Linked DNA regions of Homo sapiens: region 2 is linked to region 1. The links are chromatin loops, found by intact Hi-C in ENCODE. Cell type or tissue: PC-3. All regions are shown on one strand. Links, peaks and the distances in the headings refer to the core of each region. The heading gives the core; the rest is flanking DNA.

What was found. Hi-C counts contacts between places; a loop is a spot of excess contacts. Peaks named below come from ENCODE experiments on the same cell type or tissue, not always from the same donor. Only the 100,000 strongest peaks of a DNase experiment are listed, where the experiment ranks them.
Region 2: it touches region 1 in a loop (2.8-fold over the local background); 2 of 110 quality-filtered maps call a loop at or near these places.

What each region holds. Positions count from the first base shown.
Region 1 is chr7:122,967,877-122,983,858 of GRCh38, reverse strand. No RefSeq gene overlaps it. Among named protein-coding and RNA genes, the nearest start is that of TAS2R16, 20 kb to the left of the region's middle. In PC-3, for the core only: no CTCF peak of the experiment used is centred there; a DNase peak (open chromatin) is centred at 8,298.
Region 2 is chr7:122,894,071-122,910,052 of GRCh38, reverse strand. No RefSeq gene overlaps it. Among named protein-coding and RNA genes, the nearest start is that of CADPS2, 16 kb to the right of the region's middle. In PC-3, for the core only: a CTCF peak has its summit at 7,098; a DNase peak (open chromatin) is centred at 6,772; H3K27ac peaks cover 732 bases.

The DNA.
Region 1 (15,982 bases), core at 4,321-12,320:
TTAGTAGCTAATCATTTCTGATGATCAAGGCATGATAATACTGGTGCTTAACACTAAAATATTAAATACTAGGAACTGCTTGTGTGCTTGTTAAACTGTAATTTCCTTTCTGGAGGTGTGAGCAGAAGAAACTCAATATTGAATTCACCTTATGGTAAGTAAATTTTAGTGAAAAGCTGATAGCAAACTAAACAATTTTTCTATTTATTTTTTCTAGAACAATTTTCTAAAGAAAATTATTCAAGGACAAGAGATAAGCCTTAAAAACAAATTATTCTAGTGCATGTTAAATTATGTAAGCAGGAACAAATCAAAATTTATTCATGAACACATGACTGACAAATAGTGAAATCATTGTTCCAAACCTCTTGAGAGTATGTCTCAAACTGAATCTAGTTTGAGAGCCTCTTTGTGACATTTACAGGGCTATACTTCAATGGAAATATATTTGTTTTAGATGAAAGGGAGAGGGTCTAATGAGGAGAACTTTGCCTTTTGTAGGAAAGACAAAAAGGTACTGTTGTGGTTTTAATTTAGGAAAAAGGGATGAAAATACTACATAGAGCTCTTCGAACTTTCCTACAAACTACCTCTTAAGCTTTCATTCTTGACTATTTGGCAGTGTTAATCAATGTTTTGTTCAAGATTATCTGATTACATGAAGTGTTTAAAATGTGAAATGCTAGGCCTCCATGTGCTTACCGAGATTAGTATTTCAAAAAAATATTTCCTGGGTTTCAAAAAAAAAATTCCAGAAGGCTAAACTTTTAGAAAGGATACAGAGTGATTTAGATAAAGTTGGAAAATAAGTGCCAAAAGGACAGGCCACCAAACTTTTTCTGGAAAAGGCCAAATAGTAAGTATTTCAGCCTTTTGGGGTCATACAGCCTCACTCACAACTACTGAAATCTACTGCTATAACACAAAGCAGCCATAGACAATACATAAGCTAACAAAACTGATTCTATTCTAGTAAAACTTTATTTATTAAAACAAGCAACCAGCTAGATCTGGTGCCATAGTTTTCCAGCCCCTTTCCTAAAGGATGAATCTTTGCTCTTTCTCAAACCAAAATCTGATGAAAGGAAAAGCGAGAAGAGAGATGGGTTAGGGTTGTTGAAGGAATGGGGGAAATGGAACCATTATAATCCCCTCCTCTTTCTTTCTTAATCACTTAAAATGTGTTCTAACTCTGGTATAGCTATCCCATGGAAGAGGTCTTCCTTATGGATATAATCAGCTGTCATTTAAGCCTCTTTATAATGAAAAAAGAGTCACTCAGCATTCTCTACCAATCTGTTTCCTGTCTTCCCAAGCAGCAGATAATACGAGAAGGAGACAAAGAAATCAAATATCAACTACCCTCCCCCACAACAAAAGTCTATACAGGTAAATAATGATCAAAAGAATAATACAATTACAGTTAGTTTTATGTTTATTTTCTTGTATGAAATAAAAAACAATTTCAAATTTCTGTTTTTAGGAAGACAGGGTAAAAATTACTACTTCTTTTCTCTCTATTAAGATATGCCAAAACATCAGAGAGAATAAGAAGCTGAAATTGAACCTTCATATTTGATAAAAATTGGGATTAAATTAAAAATTTTAAAACTTTAAAATTAATCTATCTAGCTATCTAGCTATCCATCTATCTATATTTAAGGAAAGGTTAAAAATCACAATAAAAATCCAACCAAGGTAAGTTTAGATATTGAGACACCACATGTATCTCAGCAAAAGCTCACAGAATTGAGTGCAGTATCCTATGAAATAAATACTTAGGATGACAAAGGCAACAAAATTGGAGTATATGGACTACTTATAGAAGCCTCCCTGGTAAATATCTCTATATATCTCATCTTTTTTCATTTAATAAAAAGACTAAACAAGCTCATCTATGCAGAGAGTCACGAAATCTATAACATGAAATCCAGTTTATGAGCTAGATAAAACATATGCCAGCTCAGAGCACTAAACTTGCTCCTCTCACACACAAATCTCCTATAAATAGTTCATCCAGGTAGAACTCACAGTATTCAGTATGAAAAACAAATCAATAGAAACCAATATCTAACATATGCAAAACACACAAAAACAAAGGAAAAAACAAGAATGCAGATGAGGATTACACTATTGCAAATGTCTCAATGCAGATTAAAGTTATGATAAAACATATTTCAAAAAACTCAAAGAAACCCATGAAAATATCCTTTCTATAAAACAAAAACTCAATAAGAGATATGAAACAATTGAGAAAGAAATAAGAAAAAATAAACTTGTGAAGTGAACAAGGACAATAAAATCATTACACCTAAAAGGAAAAATAAAAGAAACTGCTGAATACAAACTAAGGAATATGGCAAACAGAGTTGAGATAAGAAAGCAAAATGAAATTCAAAAGAGCGAAGAGTTTAAGTTACGATGGCCATTACTTTTGGAAAAGTAGGAGGATTTGGAATGTTGAGTAATGTTTTATTTTTTGAAGAATACAAAAGATAGTAGTTAAACAGATATGTCCACTCTCATTACTCATTGAATATGCATTTATAATTTGTTTACTTTTATATATGTTATTTCTTCTCTTTTTTAACTCAATTTTTCTTGAAGTATAGCTATACTTCAAGAAAAATTGAGTTAAAAAAGAGAAGAAATAACATCATAAATATGGAAGGAGATCCGATATATGCATTATTGGTACTTCCTGAAGAAGAGAAAAATTGCCACTGGAAAAAATTTAAAAATATGATTTAAGAAAATTGTTCTGAAACTAGAGAGATCTGAAACTACAGAATGAAAAACTCCAATTTTGAGGAAAATGAACACAAAATTTTCAACAATGAGGCATATTCCAGTGAAATTAATAAATTTTGGCCTGGCACGGTGGCTCACACCTGTAATCCCAACAGTTTGGGTGTCCAAGGCAGGTGGATCACATGAGGCCAGGAGTTCAAGACCTGCCTGGGCAACATGGCAAAATCCGCTTTCTACTAAAAATACAAAAATTAGCCAGGCGTGGTGGTGCACACCTATAATCCCAGTATTCAGGTGTCTGAGGCAGGAGAATCACTTGATCCCGGGAGGTGGAGGTCGCAGTGAGCCAGGATCACACCACTGCATACCAGCCTGTGTGACAGAGATCTTGCCTCAAAAAATATATATATATAATAATAATAATACATTTCATGTAAAAATAAAATAATAAGCAGAGAGCATTGAATCCCCAAAATATTAGTTGAAAAATAAAACAACCCTGAGAAAAGTGGTTAACCAATTACATTTATGTTTTAAACTACACTGATATAGAAACAATAATATAACTAACACATTTCTGTAGTTAATGGTGAAGTAAGGTTTTAGGTATTACATGAGTTAGTTACAATGGTAAACATTAACTATGTACATGTAATAAGCTTTTCAAATTGTCACAATATAAATGCATTTTAAAAAGTCAAGCAAACATAGGTCATATATCAAAAGATAAAAAACAAAAGACCTATTAAAATATAAAGTTTGACCAAAATATATCAGAAATAAAGTCAAATGTATGTTAAATCAATAAATTTAAATAATCATCTACTAAAAGAAAAAGTTTATCAGATTTGACTATAAAGCAAAACATAATTATATGCTAAAATCAAGAGAAACACTTAAAATTAAGTGACTCATAAAGTTAAAGTGAAAAGAAGGGTAAAGTATGTTTGTAGTAAAATTCTGTAATTTGCTTTTCCAATTTAACAATAAATTAAATAGATGAAAAACTTAGTAAAAATTAATAACATAAAACAGATCTGATGGCTTTATGTCTAAGTCTACACCAAGAAAACAGAAACAAAACCTTCTTTTCAAGTTTCCATGGATCATTCACAAAAAGTGATCACATATTAAGCAGCTAAAAAAGCTTCCGCAAATTTCAAAAAGACATAGCACAAACGGGATTCTCTTTTCTAGTATGGTAATGCTAGAAATTAATATTAAAAGCATAAAGAGCCCTATGAGATTGTGAAATTTTACTAATCTTTTCAATAATTTTTGTACAAAAGGAAAAGCAAACTGAAATTCTACAATAGAGAAAATAGTAACAATAAAGTACTAAACATCAAAAATTAGGATATGCCTAAAGTGCACAAACATAACCATAAATATAAACACTTAAATTAATAAGAAAAAATCAGTATATAATTAAGTATCCAACTCATTAACTTGAAGAGATTAACTACTAAGGAAATTATAAGGGAAAGATAAAAATAGAGTGAAAATAATGAATTTAATAAAATGTTTTCAATTGACAAAAATAAAGAGCTATTTACTTCAAAAATAGAATACAAACATCATGAAGTAACTGAATCAAAATAAAAGGGAGAAAGTACGCATAAGTTTTATATAACTATGAGTAATCTTTAAAATGCTACTGAAGAACACAAAAGAAGACTTAAATGAAGGCAAGAGCATTTTAAAATCTTGGACAAAATGACTCATAGATATGTGAATTCTCAAATCAATAAATGTAATGATTTTTCTTTAAGAATGTGCTCAACTTTTTAAAATAAGATAAGCATTTTCTAAAATTTGTATGGAAAAGTAATATGAAAAATAGGTTCTAATAAATTCTGAAAGTGGGGGGAGTAATAAGAGGAGATAGTCCTCCAGATAAAAAAAACCTACTATAAAACAATAGTAATAAAAAAAGTGGTACTGATGAATCAATATACCATAAGAAACAACCCCCAAGATCATTTAAATGAAAAAAAAAAATAGAGTTCAATGAGTGCTGTAATATATATTCTCCTGCGTCTAAAACACTTAAGGCTATGCGACTCTATCTTTGACTATGCAGAAACTACCTCTGGAAGATAGCACAGATTGTTTCTGGGAAGATAATGGAAGATTAAGGCATTGGAGCGAGGGTGAGGTGATTTACTTTTCACTATATATCTTACTGTTTCTTTTACATTTTGTGTTATCGTTACACATTAATTATTTTAAATTTTAAAGTAAATGAAATAAATTACAAAAAAAGTAAAGTTACAATTACACATGTTCGTTCTAGAAAATTAAAAACTTTAGGAAAGCTTAAAAATTAAAACCAAAATTAATTGCAATATTGTTAACTGTGGAACATATCCAAGATGCAGCACCAAAGTATGTTATCAGCGAATCCATACAGGTCTGCAGCGAACTCAATTCTTGCCTTCTCAGAAGAAGGAATTCGACAAAGGAGCATAAGACAGAAGGAGAGATGGAGGCAAATTTTAGAGCAGGGGTGCAAGTTTATTAAAAAGCTTTAAAGCAAGAAGGAAAAGAAGTAAAATACATGTGGAAGATGGCCTAGCAGGCAACTTGAGAGATCAAGTGCACAGTTTGACCTTTTGACTTGGGGTGTTATACACTGGCATTCTTCCAGGGTCTTGCATTCTTCTTCCCTGACTTTTCCCTTAGGGTAGGAGGACTCATGCTCCCTGGTCAGCTAGCACCTAGGAGGAAAGCATGCACAGTGTGTTTACTGGAGTTGTAGGCATGCTCACTTTAGTAGTTCCATCTTGCTCCTCAATGCACATGCTTGAGCCCAGCGGCCCAACTCCTGAGATCTTATCGGGAAGCTACTGATCACAAGTTTCAGGTGTCTTCATTTATTGGGAGACCGCCTTTCCCTGGTGCCAGCTGTGACCCATTATTATTATTATTATTTTATATATATATTTTTATTATACTTTATGTTCTAGGGTAAACGTGCACAATGTGCAGGTTTGTTACATATGTATACATGTGCCATGTTGGTGTGCTGCACCCATTAACTCATCATTTACATTAGGTATATCTCCTAATGCTACCCCTCCCCCCTCCCCCCACCCCACAACAGGCCCTGGTGTGTGATGTCCCCCTTCCTGTGTCCAAGTGTTCTCATTGTTCAATTCCCACCTATGAGTGAGAACATGCAATGTTTGGTTTTTTGACCTTGTGATAGTTTGCTGAGAATGATGGTTTCCAGCTTCATCCATATCCCTACAAAGGACATGAACTCATCATTTTTTATGGCTGCATAGTATTTCCATGGTTTATATGTGCCACATTTTCTTAATCCAGTCTATTATTGTTGGACATTTGGGTTGGTTCCAAGTCTTTGCTATTGCGAATAGTGCCACAATAAACATATGTGTGCGTGTATCTTTATAGCAGCATGATTTCTAATCCTTTGGGTATATACCCAGTAATGGGATGGCTGGGTCAAATGGTATTTCTAGCTCTAGATCCTTGAGGAATCGCCACACTGTCTTCCACAATGGTTGAACCAGCTTACAGTCCCACCAACAGTGTAAAAGTGTTCCTATTTCTCCACATCCTCTCCAGCACCTGTTGTTTCCTGACTTTTCAATGATCGCCATTCTAACTGGTGTGAGATGGCATCTCATTGTGGTTTTGATTTGCGTTTCTCAGATGGCCTGTGATGATGAGCATTTTTTCATGTGTCTTTTGGCTGCATAAATGTCTCCTTTTGAGAAATGTCTGTTCATATCCTTTGCCCACTTGTTGATGGGGTTGTTTGTTTTTTTACTGTAAATTTGTTTGAGTTCTTTGTAGATTCTGGATATTAGTCCTTTGTCAGATGAGTAGATTGCAGAAATGTCCTCCCATTCTGTAGGTTGCCTGTTCACTCTGATGGTAGTTTATTTTGCTGTGCAGAAGCTCTTTAGTTTAATTAGATCCCATTTGTCAATTTTGGCTTTTGTTGCCATTGCTTTTGGTGTTTTAGACATGAAGTCCTTGCCCATGCCTATGTCCTGAACGGTATTGCCTAGGTTTTCTTCTAGGGTTTTTATGTTTTTAGGTCTAACATGTAAGTCTTTAATCCATCTTGAATTAATTTTTGTATAGGGTGTAAGGAAGGGATCCAGTTTCAGCTTTCTACATATGGCTAGCCAGTTTTCCCAGCACCATTTGTTAAATAGGGAATCCTTTCCCCATTTCTTGTTTTTGTCTGGTTTGACCCATTATTATTTTACAGAGACAGTTAACAACCATCTGACCATCACCTGATGGTTGCCTGACATTCCTGGTTTTGTTGGGGGGGAGCTGGGGTGGAGCCCTCTCCTGCCTTGCTCATGTCTGACTTGCTACCCACTGTAGCAATTTCATCATGAGAAGTTAACTACTCTAAAGATTATCATTTGTTCCTCTTTACTCTTTTGTTTATGTGTATTTAATACAGGCAATATTTCCTTTGCATAAGTGTGCCAAAGAGGCAGAAGGAGATAAGCATTGAGAAACTGGCTCTATATGATAAACAGCTAGCAATGAGGAAGAATGAGAGGGAGAAAAGCCTCTCTGGCCAAGACTTGAGGAGAAATTTGAAGGTTTGGAATATGTGAGACTGGAGTAGCTCCAGAGTACAAGAGAACTGAAAGAAATAAAAATTTATGGGCTGGGCGTGGTGCTTCATGCCGGCAATTTCAGCACTTTGGGAGGCTGATGTGGGTGGATTGCTTGAGCTCAGAAGTTCAAGACCAGCCTGGGCAACATGATGAGACCCTGTCTCTACGAAAAATACAAAAATTAACCAGGCATGGTGCTGCACGCGTGTAGTCCCAGATACTAAGGATGCTGAGGTTGGAGGATCGCTTGAGCCCAGGAAGTCAAGGCTGCAGTGAGTTGAGATAACACCACTGCACTTCAGACTGGGTTATAGAGTGAAACCTTTCTCAAAAAAAATAAAAAAGAATTTATGAGAAGGAATGCCGTTGGCTATCTGTTGGGACCACTGTATATACCCTTTAAGGAATATAGGGAATTATTAGTGTTGCCTTTTTAATAAGTTGAGGTTCTAGGCCATTCTTCCTTTAAAATGACTCCTTATGCAGGCTGAGCCATGTGGAGCCCTGCCATTAATCACTTATTTAATGTAAAGTGTGTGGTGTACATGTAGGACTCTCTTCCTTAATAAACATTTATATAACTTTTTTATTTTTAATAATGTCTTAAAAGTATATATGCCTTTGCTCTTCCCACAATTAAAAAATAATTTTATAAAATCACAAAGAAATGAAACCCTTAATGGATCTAATATTGCCCACCAGGGAAAATGTCATATCTCAGAGAAAAATGTGGAGTTAGCCCTGATGGTTAGCAAGACTTCTTGCAGCAAGACCCAAGCAGTACTAATGCTTATACATAGGAAAAGGGTCACTCTTTGTGAGGTGCTAACAATGTGCCATTCTAAAAGCTCTTCACCTACCCCAGCCAGCAAACCACAATCCTCCCACTCAACCATTTGGGCATGTGAGACATTTACACATCTACACATATCTGGTGACACTTTAGAATTAGAATTGGAGTGCGGTCACAAACCTATGACTCAGGAGCCATAGTCATTCATCTCTTCCAAACTTCCTTCTTTGTTGCCTTCTTTCATGTTGTCATGATAACTTTCTGTTCCATCCAGCCTCAACCCACCACTCAATCTCTAGTAAGTGCAAGTTGCCAAAACTAAAATATTTTGGCTCTTGATTGCTTTAGAAAGTATGTGAGTGTTAGATAGAGCTAGTAAGAAAAAGTCAGAGCATTTTATTTTTTGCTGCCTTTTACAGCTAGAAAAAAAATGTACTGTAGAATGCAATTAGCTAGGGGGATAAAAAAAAATCGTATTTCTATCCAGAACATTTTTGTGTTGCTTACCTTTAAAAACTTTAATTATTCTAATTATATTTTTTAATAAGAAAAATCAGAAAATCTAGTTATATTGTGTTTATTTTAGTTTATTTAGAAAATGGCTATGACTTTTGAAATTCTGGTGACAAAATGTAATGTTCCCCATTAAAATCTCCACTCAAAGCCTTTTGGTCTAATGCCATTTCATCTTACGACTTTAATATTATTAAGTAGGAAATTGATAAATGTACTTTTACCTTTTTTCAAAAAAAATTTTATAACAAATACAAAGTTTTAGAGTTTTGTATGCTTTTTTTTACATAATGTTGTAAGTGCTTTCTAACACCATTAAAATGCTAAAAACTATGATTTTTGATAACCACTATCGCACAAAATAAGGTTCTTCTTGTATCCTCCCCTGCCCCCAACATTAACCAATTTTCAGGACAAATTCCACAAAGTCACAGAGTATAGGGAAGAAATAGGCTTTTTTTGAAGAGAAGGGAAACTTATATAGGCTATGGATCAGTAAGAGGAGAGAAAGAACAGGGCACCCAACCCTCCCATCATTTCTCAAAGACTCCTGCTGGGGCTAGTGTACCAGGAGAAGTGTGCATTCCAATGGAGCACACCCTCATGGAAGTTCCTATTTTCTAGAAAAAGGATGAGAAAGCAGCCTCTGGGTATGAACATGCCAGCTGCATGCCAGCCATTCACAGGCATTGTCTGAGAACGACGCAGTCAGTCACCTTGAGACCTGGAGACCATGGGAAACTGCAGTTCTGACTGCCAGGGGAAGAAGCCACCATCCAGTCCTGTGGGAATGTGAGCTTGGCTGCAGCCTCTCCTTCTGGGAGGAGAATGGGAATCCCAGGTACCAGCTGGTTAGCTGTCTAGACAACCCAGAATGACTCTCTAGGACTATTTTCAGCCATCTTATTCATTACATTACAAATGCATAATAATTAATCACATGTAACTATTATAGTTTTATTTAACCTTTCTTCTGATTGTTGCTATTTAGGTTATTTTTCTATTTTTCACTTTTATTAATAACGTTAAATAACATTGGCTTTCATTAATAATGTTAAAATGAACAACTTTTGCATAAATCTTTATGTGCATTTCCAATTGTCCTTTAGGCTAAATTCATAGAAGTAACATTGCAAGGTCAAATGGCAACAATTTCATTACGATTATTTATATCTCCTGCCAATTTGCCTTCTAGAAAGATTATGCTAATTTACAATTTCATAAGCAGTATACTTATGAAAGTATATACTTTCATAAGCAGTATATGAAAGTGTCTTTTTCACCAATTCTTCCCCAATGGGGTATTATCTTTTTAAATGTATTCTCTATTTTGATAGATGAAGTATAGTATCCTGCTAATATTTAATTAGCATTTCTTTCATTACTAGTGTGAAATGAATGTGGTTTTTAAAAATTGTTTGCTTACTAATTATGCAAGTTCAAATTTCCTGTACTTGATCTTAGTTTATTATTTGGGTATTAATGTCCTATTATTGATTGTGAAGAATTCTTTGTATATTAAGATATTAAACATTTTTCTGTTATATCTGTAGCAAATATTTTCCCAGTTAATTTACATTTTAATTAAAGATATAATTTCTGTTATTCCTTTGAGAACTACACATTTACTCACTGACTTCTGATCAATTATTCCTCATTTCAGACATGTTTTATATTATGAGGAATTTGAAGAAGGGGATGTGTATTTTTATTTGAAAGTGTTTTTTGTGTGTGTGCATATAACTAATAGTAAAATCAAATGCAGCCTTTGAAGAAAAAGAAAATTAGAGCAAGACATTTTAATTCATTTACTAACATTTCTAGAAAAATATTTGCCAATGTCAAAAATAGTCTTTCTAATTAAATTTCATCTGGTTTCCAAATATGTACTATGATTTTCTAGTTTGAAAGGTATATAGTATGAAGCTTATTTTTATTTCTTGAACACGGACTGCATATGTAGTAACAGTAGATAGAGGAAGTATTAAGGAAAGGCATACATTGTGGATTATCAACTAAATAGTACAAAAATTTCTTTAAAGGCAAAAATAAGCATGTTACTTACAGTAATGGGGTTAATATCAAGAGAATCTATTAAAATTTGAAAGTATCATTTCTCTTAATAAATTTTGCAGAGCTCTTGTTCTTTTAAAGCCTTGTGCATATATAACGTGGATAAAAACTAAAACTAAGCTACATTTTGAGATATAAAAGCCAAAGAAAAAAGATTAAGAAGAAAATACATCAAAATGTTGATGATATTATTCGTTGTCTTAATGGTAGGTTGCAACTGATTTTTGCTTATCTTGCCATTTCTCTATTTTCCAAATTTTCAACAATAAATACATATTACTTACATAATCAGGAGGTGGGGGGAGAACTTGGATAAACAGAGAAAAATATATGAAAAGAAAGCTCTCTTGACCAGTTTTAATTCCCAGGCTCTCTAATGCCCCACATCCTTTCTCATTAATTTTTAGTCATTTGAAATGTTTTCATGTCTCTCCTGACAACACAATCAGCTACTCTACAATAGTCCAATTTATTCTAGGTTCTAGGTTATTCCTGAACACAAGGTTTCTCAAAAAGTAAACTGGCCTATATATTTCAGCTTTCTTTGATTTCTAAAAATAATCTCTGTGTTTCTCCATAACTTTTTGCCTCTAGCTTATCCTAACCTAAAGCTACCTGGCTTTGCCTACCTTTTCTATCCTCCTCTTCCCCTACCAGGAGATACAAACCTCAGTTCCCCAATGTTCATGATTTGAAAAGCAGGTTAAATCGTGATTCAACATATCTGTGTGGAATTACAATCTACTTTCCCAGGCTGTTTTCCTCACAGGCTAGCTGATGTCGGCCAGAGGAGTGACAGAACTTTCACTGTCTCTAGTTAAGGGGAATGTGACATTGAATGTCATTGTTCACCCTGGAATAGTATAGCCCAGGCCCTCCACACTGTTGCCCAGGTTACAAGTTGATCTGCATGAAACATATAATGTCCACGAAACTAAGGATCCTGCAGAGCCAATCATTTAAGGGGACAAATCATATAAGAAAAGAAAGCTGTTCGTAGAGTGTTCGTGCTTTCATTCTTAGAAGAAAGGCTAATTTCAAAACTACAACCTCGTGGAGACAGGGAAGGTGACAGGAAAGGGCAGATAATGGTTTGCTTTTTACTAAAACATAAATATTTTATATATGAAAACTGAAACCAGCTTCTGCTCTGGTGTTTGGGTTTTATTCTCTAGCTAACATTTGCTTTTTCAAATTTTAGCAGTAATATTATAATACAACAGCTTTTCCTAATATTGCTACTGTGCCTCACTCAGCCATCATGGATTACCTCTTTAAATGTTGCTTCAGTTACATATATAGTCATTATTAATATTTCAGGCATATGTTTTACAAATTATTTCCCATATTTAAATTCTTAGTGGAACAAAATAGTCCCTGGTCCTCTTTTCCTACCTATATGGGGGAAGGGTGGGGATCAGAGAGAGAAAATTATTATAAGCTAAGGTCAGGGTCACAAGTAAAGTGTTCATTCCCATCTGAAAAATATATTTCAGTCAATTGTTTGGTTAAACAATTCTAAGAGCATAAAAAGGTCCTTGTATTTACATGGAACACAGCTTGTATTTACATACAGTTTAAGGTCTTGATGTGTAAACATGAGAAGATGATGCAGTCTCTCCCTCAGGAAATAACACCTACTTCCTTTGTGCTGAGGAACTGGGAAGCTCTCTAGTGTGAAACGAAAAGAATCATTCAAGGGAAGTGTATTAGGTTGTTCTTGTGTTGCTATAAATAAATGCCTGAGTCTAGGTGATTTATAAAGAAAAGAGATTTAATTGGCCCACGGTTCTGCAGACCGGACAAGTATGGTGCTGGCAATGGCTTCTGATGAGGGCCTCAGGAAGCTTACAATCACAGTGGAAGGCAAAAAGGAGCAGGCAGTTCGCAAGGCAAGAGCAGTAGCAAGATGAGGGGAGATGCCACACATTATTAAACAACCAGATCTCACGAGAACACACTAACTATCATGAGGAAGGAAGGAAGGAAGGAAGGAAGGAAGGAAGGAAGGAAGGAAGGAAGGAAGGAAGGAAGGAATATATAGTCGTGGGGTATGGGGCAGGGGAGTAGAATGGCAGGCAGACAGGCTGCTGATTTAAAGTGGATTAACCAACTCTGAAACACAAAGAAATCTGGAGAAACAGTGACTTATATTAAGAAAAACAATTTTAACTTACTATTTGCAGGAGCAGTGGGGAGCAAATATTAGATGTGTGGTCATATCAAAAAAGAATATTAAATTCTATCTTATAAAGCTGGAGCAATCACAACATGTAGTTGAGACTTTTTTTAAAAGGCACAAAAGACAATAAAAGACTGAAAAGAAAATTAAATTGATATTATATCTTCTGAGTCTGTGGACATGGCCAACTGTGCACGGTGCAGCAGGAGCTGGAGGGGATGGGCACTGTGTCAGCATGAAAGAGGTTGGTTACAGCACACTTGGATTTAGAGAGCTTTTGGAAGATGACAACCTGGTTTGGTTATTTTTTTATTTGTCAGAGTGTATTAAATGTTGTTAATTTCATAAAATAAAGAAAAAAGTCAGACAAAGAAAACTGAATATGATAGAGCTTAAGATACTAAAAGAATATCTACAAAGACTGGGAGTGGGATGGGGAAGTTAATTACCAACATTCATTCTGATTCTTCTACCTATATTTTATCAGAGCCTTTGGATCTCCTTTTAAACACAACTTTTCTTTTCCTTGTAACGTCACTCCAAATTTTCCTTATTTCCCTTCCAACTTCTAATATTTTTTCCTCCACTTCTTTTCATCCTCGTTTTCCTTTAATTCCAATTTTTCTTTCCTTAATGCAAGAGATATGCAAAGTATAGAACAAAATGAAAGGGTCATTTAAAAATTAGATGGAGAAAAATTTGCAGCAACATGGCAGAACATTTAGGGTACCAGTTCAAGTCTGTTCCTCCTCTCCTTTGCAAAAACAGGACCAAAAAGAAGGATAAAGAGGAGAGAAGAAGGTGGAGAAGGAAAGAAAGAAATCAAGAGGAGGAATAGAGAGGAGGAAGAGAAGGAAGGAGAAGGAGAACAAGAAAGAAGAAAGAAGGGAATTTCCACAAATAATATCCAGTGACCTGAGCTTGAAACACTCAGGAGTAACTCAGCCAAATTGCTCTCCCTGGGAGTCAAGGGAGAAGCATAAGGGTGGCAATGAGGAAGGTAAGGTATAGTATTACTGTTGAATATAAAACAAAGGGGACAATGTGTAAGTTGGATTGTTAAAATATATAGTCAATGCTTTTAGTGATGAAAGCAAAAGTATGATAATCTATTATAAAAGTTTCTTTTTTTGCCCATTGCTATCAAATGGCATACTAATTAGAAAGCAAAATCATGGTGAAGTGCATTGTTTACAAAACATGTAACAATTTAAATTATAGTACATATAAATTCTTAAATACTGCCCATACAACTTTTAATAATTCAGTTTAGTATGTAGTTGCTAGTTCAGATAAATGGTTTCAGCATAGTTATTTATTAAATAATGAAAGATCATTTATTAAGAAGGCTGGAAGTGGCTAGAAAAATATTCAGGTTGGTTTCTTTTTATATGTTCTTATAATAAATGTGAAAATCCTGTAAGTTTAAGCAAAGATCAGATTTGCAACCTATTTGAACACCAAAAACTAAGGGCTGTAATATTGCCAAACGTTTAGTTTTACTCCATATAATACCATACTATAAGGCTTCACATTTTTAAAAAGTTGATGATTATACCCCCACTGATTTTATGATCATTATGAATCCAATTTTCCTGTGGAATTTCTAAAGAATAAATTTTTAGAGAAGTGGAAATATAATCATTAAATAAAACATATTTTAGAATACATAGTGAAGCTATCAGTAAATTCAATTTATATTAGTAGGACAACTATGCTAGGGCAAACTACTTAAATGGTTTGTAAAGAATAAATGTCTTTTTAAAATGTTTTCTCTAATTCAATCAAAATTGCTAACATCCATTCTTTGTTCAAGACTGTGTATTAGGCAATAAGGTAGATTAAATGTAATAGGTGAGAAACACATACAAATAATTACAAAACCACACTTGCTTTTATGAATGCTTTAATAGTTCAATAGTGCAAAGAGAGAATGGGTGTGGGTGATATGAAAATAATATTGGCAAAATCTGGAAAATCCCCATGGAGAAGCAAGAATCATGCAGTGCTTTCCACAGACATTACAGGAAAAGGAAGTTTCAAGAAGATGGAAAGTAAGGACAAAGTCCCCTAAGTAGAAAAGCTTTTACTCCCAAAGTTTCTTCACTGTATCGATTTGAAATTTGTTCCCCTGTGATCTCAAGCCACTGATATTTCTCCTCTCTCTGGGATCACGCGCACTAAAACTATTCATTGCTTTAAAAGAAAAAGCCATTGTGACATCTTGAGTGATTTACTAAACGTTTCTGTTCCTCACTTTTCAATAGAATCAGGATAATAATAGTATTTGCCTCATAGGTTTGTTTTGAGGTTTGGACTGTTTTATTCATGTTGCATACTCAATACAGTTCTCGGCACATGTACTGAGTTCATTTACATTAGGTGCTCTGAACAGTGCCTAGTTCAGTAATGTTAGCTGTCATTATTATTATCATCATGTCTGTCATCAAAAACAATAAAAAGCCTGTTAAATAAGAAAGCTTTTAATAATTGGTGATTGTATCACTGGGTCTTCTGTAAATACACATCCTCTATCCTTTCTTAACTTATAATTTTAAAAAAACATATTTTTTCCTTTTATTTTTATTTGATACATAAGTATACATATTTATGGGATACAGAATGATATTTCAATACATGTATGTAATGTGTAATGATCAAATCAGGGTAATCAGCATATCTATCATCTCAAACATTTTTCATTTTTTAATGTTAGGAGCATTCAAAATCCTCTCTTCTGGCTTTTTGAAAATATACTTTAAATTATTGTTAATCATATTCACCACACAGTGCTACAGAACTCTAGAACTATTCCTCCCATCTAGCTGTAACTTTATATCTTTTAACCAACCCTTCCTATCTTTCCCTCTCTCTACCTTTCCCAGCCTCTAATAACCACAATCCTACTATTTGCTTCTATGAACTGAATTTTTTAGCTCCCACATATAATGAGCTGAATTAAGCTCCCACATACAAGCGAGAACATGTGGTATTTATCTTTCTGTGCCTGACTTATTTCACTTAATATTGTGTTCTCTAGGCTCATCCATGTTG
Region 2 (15,982 bases), core at 2,844-10,843, 72 kb after region 1:
AGGCCTAACCCAGTCAGCACATGGCATGTCTCTGGCTACAAAATTCAGTCAGAAATGGCTATGTAGCCAAATTCTGGATAATTGGAGACGTTTGTTGAAAGCTTCTGGAGAAAAAACACCCTTGATCACAAAATGGCTCCCTGAATCCTTACTTTTGTTCTCTGGTGTAAGGTTAGGTGATGTGCTATTGCATTTTTACTACCATGAAGGGTGTAGCCTGAGGAAAAATACAACACTCAGGGGAAGGCACAAGACAGGAAACTGAAGAAACAGAACCAGAGTTACTGAATTAAGTGGGCCTAAAGTCTGTCTGACCTCTGGACTTCAGCCACATAAGACGTTAAATGTTCTTACTGTTTAAGCCATTAAAATTGGATTTTGAGGTATTTGTGTGTGTTACTTGGTCTTACATATTTTTAAAAAGGTTTGGTTCAATTTCAGAACAGACTGACCTTGATCCAGTTTGCTTCACCTTATAAAACAGTGTACTTTAGCCATGAGGATTATTGGTCATAAAATCTCGAGAGCTCTCCAGATCAATCACAGTTTTACAGTGATGGGTTAGAGAATGGACAAAAGAATTAAAAATTTCTTAGATGCTGTATTAGTCCATTTTCACACTGCTGATAAAGACATACTCGAGACTGGGCAATTTACAAAAGAAAGATGTTTAATGAACTCACATTTTCACGTGGCTGGGGAGGCCTCACAATCATAGCAGAAGGTAAAAGGCACAATTCAAGATGAGATTTGGGTGGGGACACAGCCAAACCATGTCAGATGCCATTCTTTAAAAAAAAAATTTTCCACTTGTTTGCATTAATGCCTTCCTTTTGTTCCAAACCGTCAATAAAACAATGGATTTATTTTTCATGCTTTCTTTTGCTAATGTAAGTGGAGCTTGAAAGTGATGTAAAGCAGAAGGATGTATCCAGTGGTTTTCTTGAGTCCTTCCTCTTTTAGATTAGTATATGGCTAACATAGGGCTTCTATATTCAGAACTGTCATTCATAGAAAGCAAGCTGCTGGGAGAGTAAAAACAAATGATTCAAACCTTAAAAAGCTTTGCTTAAATTAAAAAATAAAATCAATATAAATTAAGTTAAAATGAAGAGATTATAAAATTTATGCTGCATTTTAGAGTGAATAAGAATGTATACTTTGCATGTCACATTATTTAGAAATTATTGCCAAATTAATAAAACAGAATGATATTTCAAATTAAAGAAATATACACTAGAGGAAAAACAATTCAGAATTACTGTCTCTATTTTCAAGAGTCAAATACTTTTTTTTTCACTCGGATCTTCAAATCACTATTCTTTCAAAATGCTTTTGATTTCCAATGCATGTAAATGTTACTCCATTTCTTTTATTTTAATGGCATTTTTTCTTATTATTTATTATTCAACACTTAGTCAATTCACTCTCCAGAAATAAGCTGTAGGGGAAAATATTAACAAATTTCAGGCTATGAATAATTTATTTAGATGCTATTGTCAGAGGCATGTGAACCAGAACAACTCCATCTTGAATAGGGGCTGGGTAAAATGAGGCTGAAATCTACTGGGCTGCATTCCCCGATGGTTAAGGCATTCTAAGTCACAGGATGAGATGGGAGGTCAGCACAAAATACAGGTCATAAAGACCTTGCTGATAAAATGGGTTGCAGTAAAGAAGCCAGCTAAATGCCACCAAAACCAAGATGGCCACAAGAGTGACCTCTAGTCATCCTCACTGCTACCCTCCCATCAGCCTCATGACAGTTTACAAATGCCATGGCAACATCAGGAAGTTACCCTATATGATCTAAAAAGGGGAGGCATGAATAATCCACCCCTTGTTTACCATATCATCAAGAAATAACCATAAAAATGGGCAACCAGCAGCCCTCAGGACTGCTCTATGGAGAGAAGCCATTCTTTATTCCTTTACTTTCTTAATAAACTTGTTTTTGCTTTGCACTGTTGACTTGCCCTGAATTCTTTCTTGTGTGAGATCCAGGAACCCTCTCCTGGTGTCTGGATTGGGACCCCTTTCCTGTAACACAGTATTATGAGCTTGATATTAGTGCTATAGGCTCTGCTGCTAGTATGTAATCTTTTGCATCTTATATCTTGTTTTACAGGTGTCTGGGTCACATTTGTTAGATGATTTGCCAAGAAAATAACTCATTGATGAGTTCAGATACCACCTACTCTGGGAAAGCAGTATGGATTCTGCTAAAGCGCTTCAATACTCACTTCCTCTGTGCTTCTCTAGTACTGTCTTCATACCTCTATAGTACAAATTTAACTCATTTTTTTATTTAACTTTTTATATAACTGTCTCTCTCCTTCATTAGCCTATGATATCTTTGACAGTAGACTGCCAGTCTTATGAAATTTTGGACCTCAGTGAGTGGCGCAAAATCTGACACAGGTGTCATCAATACAAATTTCCTGCACCCCTGGTTAAATTAAAGTCTTTTAAAAAATGTGCCTCATTTCTGACATTCTTTACCTAAAGTTCAGAGACAGTTACCTTTCACTCCCTCTATATATTGCAAATATTTGCAATTCATAGTGGTAAAAAGACTGCATTCCAGAGTTTGAATATCTGCATTCAAATTTCAACTCTGCTGCTGAGTAACCTTGAAGAAGTTTACTGAACATCTTCCCAAGTCTCAATTTCTTCATCTGTAAAGTTTGAAGCTAATAGAAGTTACTCCATGGGGGTTTTGTAAGAATCAAATAAAAACAATTATGTAAATCTCTTAGTAGGGTGCCTGGCATGTAATACGCATTTTCACCTTTACGTAGATGACAATGTTTCTGTGTTTAACATAAGCTGTCATTATTACTGTTGTTCCTATTAGCTACTGAAATATTTAACTTTCTGTGTAATTAGATATTAAATTTTAAATAACAATGCAATTGTATTATGGGAGGAAGGCTGTGAACTTAAGGTAGCTTTGGAAAAATTCCAGGTAATTTTCTAGCTGAAAGTTAACAATATCAACAAGAAGAAGTCATGCCAGGATTGTACTTATATTGTTCAAAGGCTTTTTTTTTTTTTTTTTTTTTTGCAGGAAAGCAAGTTTTATATTTCTCATCAGTCTTGGACCCGTTGTTTGAATTCACTGGTGGCTGTCTGCAGGGTGTTAGCATGTGGATATCTTATTGCACTAACTCTAGAATTCAAATAAGCTGTTGATAGTGATGGGAAAGAATATTAATAACGTTTTGCTGTATATTCAAAATGCTGCAAACTTTCCCATATTTCCATGCATGATATATCATTGTGGATAAGACTGGATGGTGAAAAATGTAAATAAAGGACTGTTAAATTGGTCCTGTAAAAATGCCATTAAAAATTGATGGTTACTTAGTATTGTCCCATAATTTTTTTTCTTCCCAATTCCAGCTCTTGAAAATTTATGGGTGTGGCAGGCATGTGTATAGGTACATGTGTGCCAGAGGAAGATTTATTTATATATGGCAATGTTTCTGAAATCTCTAGATATGCAGGTTCTATTACAATTCCAAAGAATCTCATGTGACTGTGTTTACAATGGTCCTTTAATATTAGTCGTTTGAGGCCGGGCGCGGTGGCTCACGCCTGTAATCCCATCACTTTGGGAGGCCGAGGCGGGCAGATAGCAAGGTCAGGGGATCGAGACCATCCTGGCTAACACGGTGAAAACCCGTCTCTACTAAAATCACAAAAAATTAGCCGGGCGTGGTGGCATGCGTCTGTAGTCCCAGCTACTGGGGAGGCTGAGGCAGGAGAATGGCGTGAACCCGGGAGGTGGAGCTTGCAGTGAGCCGAGACCGTGCCACTGCACTCCATCCTGGGCGAAAGAGCGAGACTACGTCTCAAAAAAAAAAAAAAAAAAAATTCGTCGTTTGAAATACTCAATTTGAAAAAATTAAATTAGCTAGAATTCATAGAGACTGTCTTATTAAAAAGGTTAACGGTGTCTTTTGGTTGTACTGCAGAAAAATCTGAGTTTATTTTAGAAATAGACCTTTAAACTCTGCTCTGTTCTTTGTGAACTTCCTAAGTAGGAAAGAAAGAAAGAAAAACAAATGTAAGATCAACTTTTCGATTAAAATGTACCAATTGTGAGGGAAAGCAACTGGAAACCAGCAATGGTCTCCTCAGAGATATACTAAGTTAGGTCTGAATTTCATGAGCTCTTGAAAGCACTTATGTTTTACCATGACCTTGGGAGTACTTTCTTTGAATTCTGGAGATTGTGTGTGAAATGTTTAATTCATTTTTTTGTCAGTACTTCAATTGTTTTAATGAGATTACATGTACTACTTCTAGTATTTTAACTTTATACCTGAACATTCTCTCCCAAATTAAAAAATAAAACCCTTTTATCTAATCAGCAGTGCCTAAAATAATAGATTTTGTTTTCGATGTGTGGAGGGGAGGGAAATAAAAAGAGAAGGGAAAAGAGAAAGGGAAAGCAATGTCCACCCTTTCACTTAAGGAAATAGGGGAAGGAATGGTGAGGAAGGAGTAAGAACTGTATGAGACCAGAGAGTAAGACTATTTTTAAAAATTATATTTGCTAACTCCATCTTTGTACAATGTTAATTTTAAGCACTAAATAAAGTATATTTTTATAAGTGTTCAGCAATATTGCTTTTTTCTATTTTGTAATAAATATTATCAGCTGATAAAATGTCTATTCTTTTTATTTTATAAGTCAACTTTTTTAGGGTATAATTTACAAATGGTGAACTGCACCTATATGAACTATACAATTTGCTGAGTTTTGACAAATACATGCATCTATGAAACTACTGTTAGAAATCAAGACACAGAATGTTTTCATAATCCCCCAAATATTTCTTATGGCCCCTATTAATTAATCTATTCCTCTACCCCTTGCCCCAAGCAAACATTGACCTGCCTTCTGTCATAAAAGGCTAGTTTGCAATTTCTAAAATTTTATGTAAATAGAATATATATGTATATATAGATGTACTTTTTGATTCTAGCTTCTTTCACTCATCATGACATTTTCATGTATGTTGCATGTATCAGTAGTCCATTCCTTTTTATTGCTGAATAGCATTCCATTGTACATATATATGTATACCCCTTTTTTAATGTATCCATTGATGAACATTTAGATAACTTCTAACATTTAGTTAAATACAAATAATTTTGATCTAAGCATTCATAAACAGGTCTGTATATGAACACTGGGTTTCATTTTCTTTGGTAAATACTTAGGAGAATTGATGGATCATATGGTAATTATATGTCTAACTGTATAAGACACTGCCAAAGAGTTTTGCAAAGTGATTGTGCCATTTTACATACCCTTGGGTAGAGTGTATGTTCTAGTTGCACCCCCATTCTCACCAATACTTGGTATTGTTAGTCTTGTTAAAATTTTAGTTTAAATAGATATACGGTACTATCTCATGGTTTTAATCAGCATTCCCTCTAAAGGTGAATGACGTTGAGCATCTTTTCGTGGGTATATGTGCTATTTATATATCTTCTTTTGTGACATAACTGTTTAAATACATATGCCTATATTTAAGTTGGGCAGTTTGACTTGTTATTAATGAATTGCAATTGTTCATTGTATATTCTAAATGTTTTGTCATATATATGTGTTATGAATATTTTCTTTCAATCTGTAAGTCTTTTTTATTTCCTTAATAGTGTCTTCTTAGGAAAAAAACATTTTTAATTTTGATAAAGATATTTATCAGTTTTCTATTTTATGTTTCATTTGTTCATGCATATTATCTAAGAAATCTTTACATAACCCAAGGTCAGAAAAATTTTTCTCATATGTTTTCTTCTAGAAATCCCACAGATTTAGCTTTGCTTTAGGTCTATCATCTATTTTATGTTAATTTTTGTGTGTGGTGTGAGAGGATGGCTGTTCATTTGTCATATGGGCATCCAGTTCTTCCAGCAGCATTTGTTGAAAAGGCTATTTTATGCTACCTTCTAAATTCTTCTGTACAATGTGAATTTTCTAGTACTAGTCAAACTTCATTTTTAAAAAGGGTTCAGCAATATTATTAATAATTTATATCCATTTTGCTATAAATATCATATTCTATTAGTAAAAAGCATTCATCCCTTGCCTTTTGGGAGCCTCTTTTTAAAACCCAAATTTATTGAGGCATAATTTACAAAGAATGAACTGTATCTTTTAGTGAGCATCACTGTTAGAAGTAGAGAAAAAGTGAAATCCAATGATTATTTGCTAGGTTCCATCTCTGTCTTGTCCCTATTTCTAGCCAGTGAATGTTATTGACCACCTACTTTGTGTCATGTGCTGTGTTAGGAATGAGACAAAAATAAGAAACTATTTCTTGGAAGTTCTCACTTAGGGAGAAAGGCATAAAATCACATCATGTGTAATCTAGTCAATGCTGTAATAAAGGTTTTGAAAAAATATATTGGCAATTAAAGAGGAAGGAAGTTAACTTCCTAGGGAAGTTAGAGAACACTTCACAAAGGTGGTGCCATTTGAATTAGGTTATCTTTATTACAATCCTTTTTGTCTTCCTTCAAAAAAGAAATTCATTTCATATATTAATGTTTACTTTATTAAGCTGAACATTTGAGTGCTTGCAATCTCTGGATCACAAAACGTAATGAAGAGATGTGCCTTAAATAAAAGGGGAAATGTGTATGATTTACCTAATAGACCTTCCCTTATAGATGAGTCATTTTACCGATACAGTCACTAGAGGTAGCCTCACCAAAGTGTAAACATTTTGTCTTGGGCCAAACAAATGCGCTTCCCATGACAAAGAGGATGGATATGAAAGGAAACAGCACGGATTTGAGAGGCCTGGAGCTGGGGATCCCATTTAATGAGCAGAGATACATAGAAATAGTAATGCCTACTATTTACTTAGCATTCACCATGTGCCAAGCATCCTAAATGCTTTGCTGAATTCTCACAACAACCTTATGAGAGTTTTGCACAGGGATAAACTGAGGCAAGAAATGTTAAGGCACCTATGGTAGATTATTCTTCAAAAATATCCACTTTCTCTTCCTCTCCCTTCCCCATCCCACTGATGTTTTGTTTGGTCATGTGACTGGCTTTGGCCTCCTAGTGGACAGAGTGTACTTTTCTATCCCTTTATTAAGAAAGACTTTGGGCTTGTCCATGTGATTTGCTTTGTCCAATAGGATGTTAGTGGAGATGACACAGGCAGCCTTGAAACAATGCATGCAGCAATGGGTTCTCCCCTTAGGCCTCTGCCATCACTGAAAGAAGAACCTGCTCTAGATAGCCTACTCGTCAAAAGAGATGAAAGACAGGTGGAGTAGATTTGGAACCAACTTGTAACTTAGAGCACAGCCTGGCCTTGTAACCACAAACAAGCGAGAGAGAATACACAGTTGATTGTTCTTTATTACACTAAGTTTTAGGGTGCTGTATTATTCAGCCACCTAAGTGGCAGAAAGGATTTGAGCGCTGGCAATATAGGTACAACTTCTGCACCACATTGCTACTAATACAAGAGATAATTAGCTATATTCAGACACCCAAGTAAAACTAATCAGTTGATGAATGAAGAACAGGTCTGTAACTCAGAAGAAAGTTATAGGTCTGGAATTAAGATAGTGTCTATGAACTAATGATCTAAACCTTGACAAATCATTTTAATCTCTCTGTGCTTTCTTTACAAGAGTATTGTAAAAAAATAATAATAAAGTAATGGCCATAGAAGTTCTTTGAAAATGTTAAAAGTGTTATGCATGTGCAAGATTTTTTAAAAGTCTGTTTTGTTTTCTGCTGTATCCTCAGTGCCTAGAATTGTGCAGGCCGTGTAGCAGGTGTTCAGCAAACATTTGTGAAATTAAATTGAAATTAATTTTTTAAAAATAGTGTCTTCAGCTCACAAATAACAAAACACAAAGTATGTTTATAATTAGGGAAGTAACTAACTTTCATTCTTGACAATAATTGGGTAAAAAGCCCAGGAAGTTGCTTCCTCTTACTCCTGTGTCTGACAGAGAGAGGGTGTTTGTTTCCTACCTTTACTATCTGAACAATGTTCTGTAAATCCTAACCTTAAATGAGATAGTTGTTGCAGTCTTATATTAGCAGGCTTCTTGTCTAGAGTGTTTTATTAGTGGGCAGCTATTTGATTTTAATATTTGTTCTGCAGTTTAAAAAAATTGAGCTTCATTTATAAAAATCCAGATAGTCCAGAATCTGGCCAAACAGTCATCTGGATTGGAAAGTTAGGTCACTGTGTTAGGAAGAAAAGGTCCATTTATCCTTTTTCCTTCTTTGTTTACCATAAAGCAAGATATAGTCTAATGAGATATCTTACTTTTAAGACATTTTCATTTAATTCACTATGATTCAGATGAGGGCTATGGTTAGAGTTTTGTTCCTCACATCAAATTGCAGAAAAAAATCACACTAGAGATGTTATTTAACTTATTCTACTTTCTATTATAGCATAGCCTGCCTTTTTATCTCAAAACGTCTCTGATGATTTCCTGAGAACATTTTCAGTGGTGTAGTTAAAGGGTTATTTCAGCTCCAAACTTTCTTGTTAAAATGTTAAACTGGAACATTTGAACAATATTGCATCACTGACATGAAACTGACTAACAATCTGGAAGCAATAAATTTTGCTTAAGTATCCTTCATTGTCGTGAGTGCTTCATCCTGTGACAGATATTCTCTAGTGAGAGTTTCGGGTAAAACTCCTTCTGTCTCAGCTAAAATTTTTAAATAGCTACTGAACAATTTCTGGCCTCCAGTTAATATGTGCTAGTAATACAATCTATCAGTGTCATGAGTATATTAAAAATTACGGACTAAACACACAATATTGAAAGAATAAAAGGAAAAGATCAATCATCTCATTTTTGCTATAGATTTTCATAATGATTTCTTTATTTCTTGAATATGTATTTTATCTGCCAAATGACCATATGTTGGCAACTCTTGACTTAGAAAATATATAAGATAATAGAAGAGAAATAAATAACAGAAATATAAATATAATTCATATCCTGGATTTCTTAGCAGGATCTACAGTGTTATTATTTTTCTTTCTTTTATATAAAGATGGGGTCTCACTATGTAACTATTTTCCCCAAGCTGGTCTCAAACTCCTGGGCTCAAGGGATTACTCCACTCCCCTACCCTCCACACAAACCATCTCACCTCACCTCAGCCTCCCAAAGTTTTCGGATTACAGGAGCATGAGCCACTGCACCTGGACAGGATCCAGAGTATTAAAGCTCATTTTACCTTATTAATCAAAGCTTACCTAATTTTATGTCCCTCGGACTCCAGACGAAACTGAAGCTAAATGGGAAAAATTTAGCACTATAGTAGGTAAATAAATCTTTTAAACAAGAAAAAAAAACAATTGGTCAAGTTTCTATAATATGAGAAAGATACCAAGAGGAAAGGGTTTTTTTTTTTTTTTTGCAATCTAATAGAAACAAATGTTTTAATTAAAAAAAAATCTAAATCCAAAGTTGCAGAAACTCAAACACTTTGGACACACTCTTAATATCTTCCTCTCATTTTTGCCTAATATCAATTTCTTCATCAAGTTATTTCAATTGTATACCCTATATTTCTTTCCAGTCACTTCATTTCCTCCATTTATATTGCTTTCACCTATTCTTGTATTCTTCTAATCTCTACAGTACAACCTGAGTGATTTTCATTATAAAAAATAAAACATATGAATATAACTCTGATACCTAACACCAGTCATTGCTCTTAGGATAAAGGCCAAAACCTTTAGTATGGTCTGTAGGCCCTACAATGTCTGCATTAAGTCCTCTGTTTTCCAGTCACTCTGATTTTCTTTCAGAAACTTAGAACAAACCAAGTTTCTTCTTGCCTCAGGGCCTTCAAGCATGTCTCACCTGGCTGGGCACAGTGGCTCATGCCTGTAATCCCAACACTTTGGGAGGCCAAGGCAGGTAGATCATCTGAGGTCAGGGGTTCGAGACCAGCATGCCCAACATGGCAAAACCCTGTCTCTACTAAAAATACAAAAATTGTGGTGGCACAAGTCTGTAATCCCAGCTACTCTGGAGGTTGAGGCATGAGAATGGCTTGAACCCGGGAGGTGGAGGTTGCAGTAAGATGAGATCGTGCCATTGCACTCCAGCCTAGGCAACAGAGTGAAACTCTGTCTCAAAACAAACAAAAGCAAAAACAAAAAACAAAATTCATGTCCCACCTTCTGTCTAAAAGACTACATGGGCCAGGCATGGTGGCTCACGCCTATAATCCCAGCACTTTGGGAGGCGAAGGCGGGCAGATCACCTGAGGTCAGGAGTTCCAGACCAGTCTGGCCAACATGGTGAAACCTTGTCTCTACTAAAAATACAAAAATTAGCTGGGTGTGGTGGCTGGCACCTGTAATCACAGCTGCTCGGGAGGCTGAGGCAGGAGAATCACTTGAATCTGGGAGGCAAAGCATGCAGTGAGCTGAGATCACGCTACTGCACTCCAACTTGGGCAGCAGAGTAAGACTCCGTCTCAAAAAAAAAAAAAAACACTATATGTATGTGTGTGTGCATATATATATATATATATATAGAGAGAGAGAGAGAGAGAGAGAATTATGTATATTATATATATTTAAAGTATTTGTTAAAATTATCAAACATATATTAACAATATATGTGAAACCTTGTTCCATCTATAGCACCAACAATCCCACCCCAACCCTAAATAATTTTGACGCCAATCCCAGACATACTATGAAATACTCTCCAACTCACGCTGATTTTTTTTTTTTTTTTTTTTTTTTTTTTTGAGACGGAGTCTCATTCTGTCACCCAGGCTGGAGTGCAGGGGCGCCATCTCGGCTCACTGCAAGCTCCGCCTCCCAGGTTCACGCCATTCTCCTGCCTCAGCCTCCCGAGTAGCTGGGGCTACAGGCGCCCGCCACCACGCCCGGCTAATTTTTTTTTTTTGTATTTTTAGTAGAGACGGGGTTTCACCATGTTGGCCAGGATGGTCTGGATCTCCTGACCTCGTGATCTGCCTGCCTTGGCCTCATGCTGATCTTTAAGATGCCTGCTTAAGCTCTATTTGCTTCTCTCCTCCCTCTGCCAGACTAGGTCGTATTGGCACCCTAAAACTTTTACTTCATAAAAATTATTTCAGCATGGATTTTATGTTCCTTTGTGTGGTTTTTGGGTTAATATCTATCTTCTCCCCTAAACTTCATGTTCCATGAGGGACAAATTGTGTCTATTTTGCTTTATCATTCTGTCCCTCCATATATCAGTGTGCCTGGCTCAGAGTGAATTCTTAAATATCTGATGAATTAAGTTGTGGGGATTTCCATAATAGAATTCCTTATATGTTGCTGCTTTCTTAACATTCTCGATGGTCTTTTAACTGATATCAGAATACTTCCTGAACACAGCCCCTGCCCTGTGGTACCTTCAGTCTCTCCAAAGAGAGACTCACATCATCCTTTGATTTCCTCTGAAGCATCTGATAAGGTATTATTTTTCCAATAGATGCTGTTGGTCTATTTTTTTTTATTGTTTATTTTTGAGACGGAGTCTTGCTCTGTTGCCCAGGCTGGAGTGCAGTGGTGCCATCTCGGCTCACTGCAACCTCTGCCTCCCGGGTTCAAGTGATTCTCCTGCCTTAGCCTCCTGAGTAGCTGGGATTACAGACGCCTGCCACCATGCCTGGCTAATTTTTGTATTTTTAGTAGAGATGAGGTTTCGCCATGTTGGCCAGGCTGGTCTCAAACTGCTGACCTCAGGTGATCCACTCACCTCAGTCTTCCAAAGTGCTGGGATTACAGGTGCGAGCCACCGCGCCCCACCTGTTTGTCTATTTTTTAAATGAATGGGCAAACCAAGCTTATCAGTAATGTTCATCTTCTTAATTAATCTGTTTAATTCTCATTGGCTTTTTCTTATATATCATAAAACTATTTTCCTCCTCTGAATATAGAATGAACTTGTCAAAGAAAGTAGTCTGTGGGAAGGCACTATTGATGTAAATGTTTATTATGTATCATGGGATACCAACTTTATGATCAAAGGAGTCTAAAAATAATTAGTCAAAAGGTTGATGGATCATCTTAATGAAAATGGTTAAGGAAATTACTTAATTTTAGTTTCTTAATTTTCATTTTTTACTCTAAATTTAATGAATCTGATTTTTGCTGTATGATTTTATTTGCATAAACCCCAATACTATTTCAACTTGCTTTATTTCTTATTTAAATTTTTTAAAAGACCAGTATATTTTGCTGACAGAAAATGTAGCTTAAACATATGAAAGTTCTTGGCAATAACTACTCACTAGGTTTTGCAATCTGCAGTATAATGCTATATAGGATTCTCTTACTAGTACTTCATAATGCCTACTAATCGATTCAAATTTTACTGCAAAATTGGATAGCATCATTTTAGATTAAGAGATATAATGATTGTGCCATTCAGAAAGTGGCACTGTTCACAGGGAGAAAACATTCTAAGCAACTGAAAGACAAATGTATAAAATTAAATACGTCTCGAAATCACAGCAGTAAATATTTCATTGTAGATTTTCATGTGTTTATGTGATGAAGATTTGGCTCCTGCCTTGGATACATCTATGATGTATGATACCTGTATCATTGCCTTTCATGACTCCAAATATTTTCTTTCATGATCATGCTTTTCGGTGTCACCTACATTACAAAATGTTTCTATTCCTTTGACATAGATTGTTCATCTTAAAAATAAAGGATTATGTAACCAGTTTTTAAGCACTCTACGTATTAGATCTGTTTATGAAGAGTAATCAAACAGGAAATGAAATATTGCTTCTCCTGACTATATCACCCTATATTAGAAATATATAATTAACATATCTTAAATTACCTTTCCCTCACTGGATAAATAACCTTGTTAGGTACAAAAATTATTGAGTTAATTCCTCTACAGTTCTTCGACATTTGAAAGGAAGTGCTTGCATGTAATGTCATTTCTAATTTCCATGAAATTGGATGTTTTGAAGGACTTTTAAAGAGTACTATTGACCTTGGTAAAAATTGATACTGTATATAATTCAATTTCTTCATTTGTCTAATATGGTATGTGCAAGATGGCTCTTCTTCAGAAAATGTCAGTTGAAATGAGAAATTTAATTATTTTTTTCGCCTATACTTGGCAACTAGATCTGGAACAAAGATACTTTAGCAATTGTATGATATGTGAGGAAAAGTTTCTTAAGAGTTTCTGATTAAACTTACATTGTCAGCTGCCCAACATAAGACTTATTAAAGATTAAACTCTAACCCCTTCTTTTAACCACGTTTGTAATAGATGTACCATAGCACCAAGTATCTGACCAGATTAAATTAAAGATACAGCACCATCTTATGGATGTTTCTATATTTGTAAAATTTGGGAATACAAAAATTATTTTGAGTTTGGGAATGGAAAACTATCAGCAAAAAATGTTGTGGGAGGAGAATATTTTAATATATAAGGGAAAAATTGTGCAGTATTAAATAACTCCTGTGTGTGTATGTGCATGTATATGTGTGTACATGTGTTATTTGTGATAGCATGGTAAGTAAAGGCACTAACAGAGATTTGTAATTATTTTTTCATTTGAAAATTAAGAATTCCACCAAAAAGGAAAATAAACTTTTATTACAATACAAATGCATAATTTTGTGAAATAAGACATTTGGCTAAGAATACTATCAATCTCTATAGGACAATGGGACATCACTATGTATCACCTTGCAAGGATGATCAGGGAAATACTGATAAATAGAAATGTTCTTAGTAGCCATGGGGCACTTCCCAAAGAGTGCTCAGAAATGTAGATATGATAATAAACCTATTTAATTATCTACGGAAACTGTGTAACTGGTAATAAAGTCTCCTGATATTCAATCTAGTATTTAATTATTTTTATAAGTAATTTATGCTCATTATTATTTAATTTTATACAAAGATATTTTAAAATAAAAATTTCCCTAACAATCTTTGTTATTTTAATGTAGAACACATAGCTAGTTTAAGGTGGTTAAAGGGAAATTGATGGGGCCAGGCGCGGTGGCTCACGTCTGTAATCCCAACACTTTGGGAGGCCGAGTTGGGCGGATCACAAAGTCAGGAGTTCGAGACCAGACTGGCCAAAGTGGTGAAACCCCGTCTCTACTTAAAAAAATACAAAAAATTAGCTGGGCATGGTGGTGTGCGCCTGTAATCCCAGCTACTCAGGAGGCTAAGGCAGGAGAATTGCTTGAACCCGGGAGGCAGAGGTTGCAGTGAGCCAAGATCGCACCACTGCACTCCAGCGTGGGTGACAGAGCAAGACTCTGTCTCAAAAAAAAAAAAAGAAAAATTGATGGACAAAACTCCTCAGTGAATTATTAAGGCATAGTTATATATGTGTGTTTAATATCCTTAATCTTTAGTTCACCTTAATTATCAGATATGGACCTCAGGAACTACATGATTTATCTAGGTCATACAGTGTAGATTACCTCATTTTAACTAAAATGCATATACCGTGGCTCCTATCTTTTTGATGTCTTGGACCCCATGATACAAATTTTGAATCCTTTATTTAGAAAAAAGGCCATCAGTATGACACATTTCATATAGGAGTTTCACATAGGGGTCCCCAACCCCCAGGCCTCAGACACGTACTAGTTGGTGGCGTGTTAGGAACCAGGCCTCACAGAAGGAGGTGAGTGGCAGGTGAGCAAGTGAAACTTCAACTGTATTTACAGCCATTCCCCATCTCCTGCATTAGCACCTGAGCTCTGCCTCCTGTCAGATCAGTGGCAGCATTACATTCTCATAGGGGGCACACCCTATTGCGAGCTGCACATGTGAGAGATCTAGATTGCGCATTCCTTATGAGAATCTAATGCCTGATGATCTGTCATTGTGTCCCATCACCCCTAGATGGGACCATCCAGTTGCAGGAAGACAAGCTCAGGGCTCCCACTAATTCTACATTGCGGTGAGTTGTATAACTATTTCATTATATATTACAATGCAATAATAATAGAAATAAAGTGTACAATAAATATAATGTGCTTGAATCCTTCCCAAACCATCCCTGCCCCCACCGTCTGTGGAAAAATTGTCTTCGGTGAAGCTGGTCCCTGGTGCCAAAAAAAAGATTGGGGACTACTGGACTAGAGCTCATACATGCTTTATGGTTTTAAGTAGTATTCTCCTTTTTTTGTTAAACTATATTTCCTCTGGTCATAGTTTTGATTAATAGAAGCCAAGGGCTTAATTATAAAGATATGAACAGTCTTCTTGGGATGGAAAGGACCTGTCATTTTTTTCAAATACACACTCTTTCTCATACACACACACATGTACACACACACACACCCCTACTTGTTTTTGACTCATTCTCCCCCACAACTAAATTATATATTAATAAAAAGAGCAGTATAAATAAAAGTGTTCTTACAAATTTATTTTTATATAGATTATTTTTATGATACTATAGAGAGAGATGTAAAAATATGATATTTACTACAAACAACAATATAGAATTTTTGGCTTTATCCTCACATGATAATACAGGTTCTAATCATGTTTCATTAGGAGTTATATTCTATATAATGTATATTTGACTCTAAATTTCTAAATTTTGTTTCAAATATAAAATTGTCACAAATTTAATAAAATTAAGTGCTTCCCAGATATCCATACTAAAAGGAAAAAAATAAAGTTGAAAAATTCTAATTATGCCATATATGTATTTTTATGTTCAGTTCTCAGAGGTAGATAGGCAATTTTTAGCTTAATGAGAAATTTAGGGAAATTTCAGATGTATGATAAAAGCATAATGTTTAAATTCAGATCCAAGGCACTATATTATTAAATGAAAAATTTCAGATTATCAAATTCAGAACTATAGGTAAAATTTTTGTTTATTAATATTGTAGAATAATATTGTTAATTGAATCAATGCTTTTATAATAAAGAGCCGATTACATTA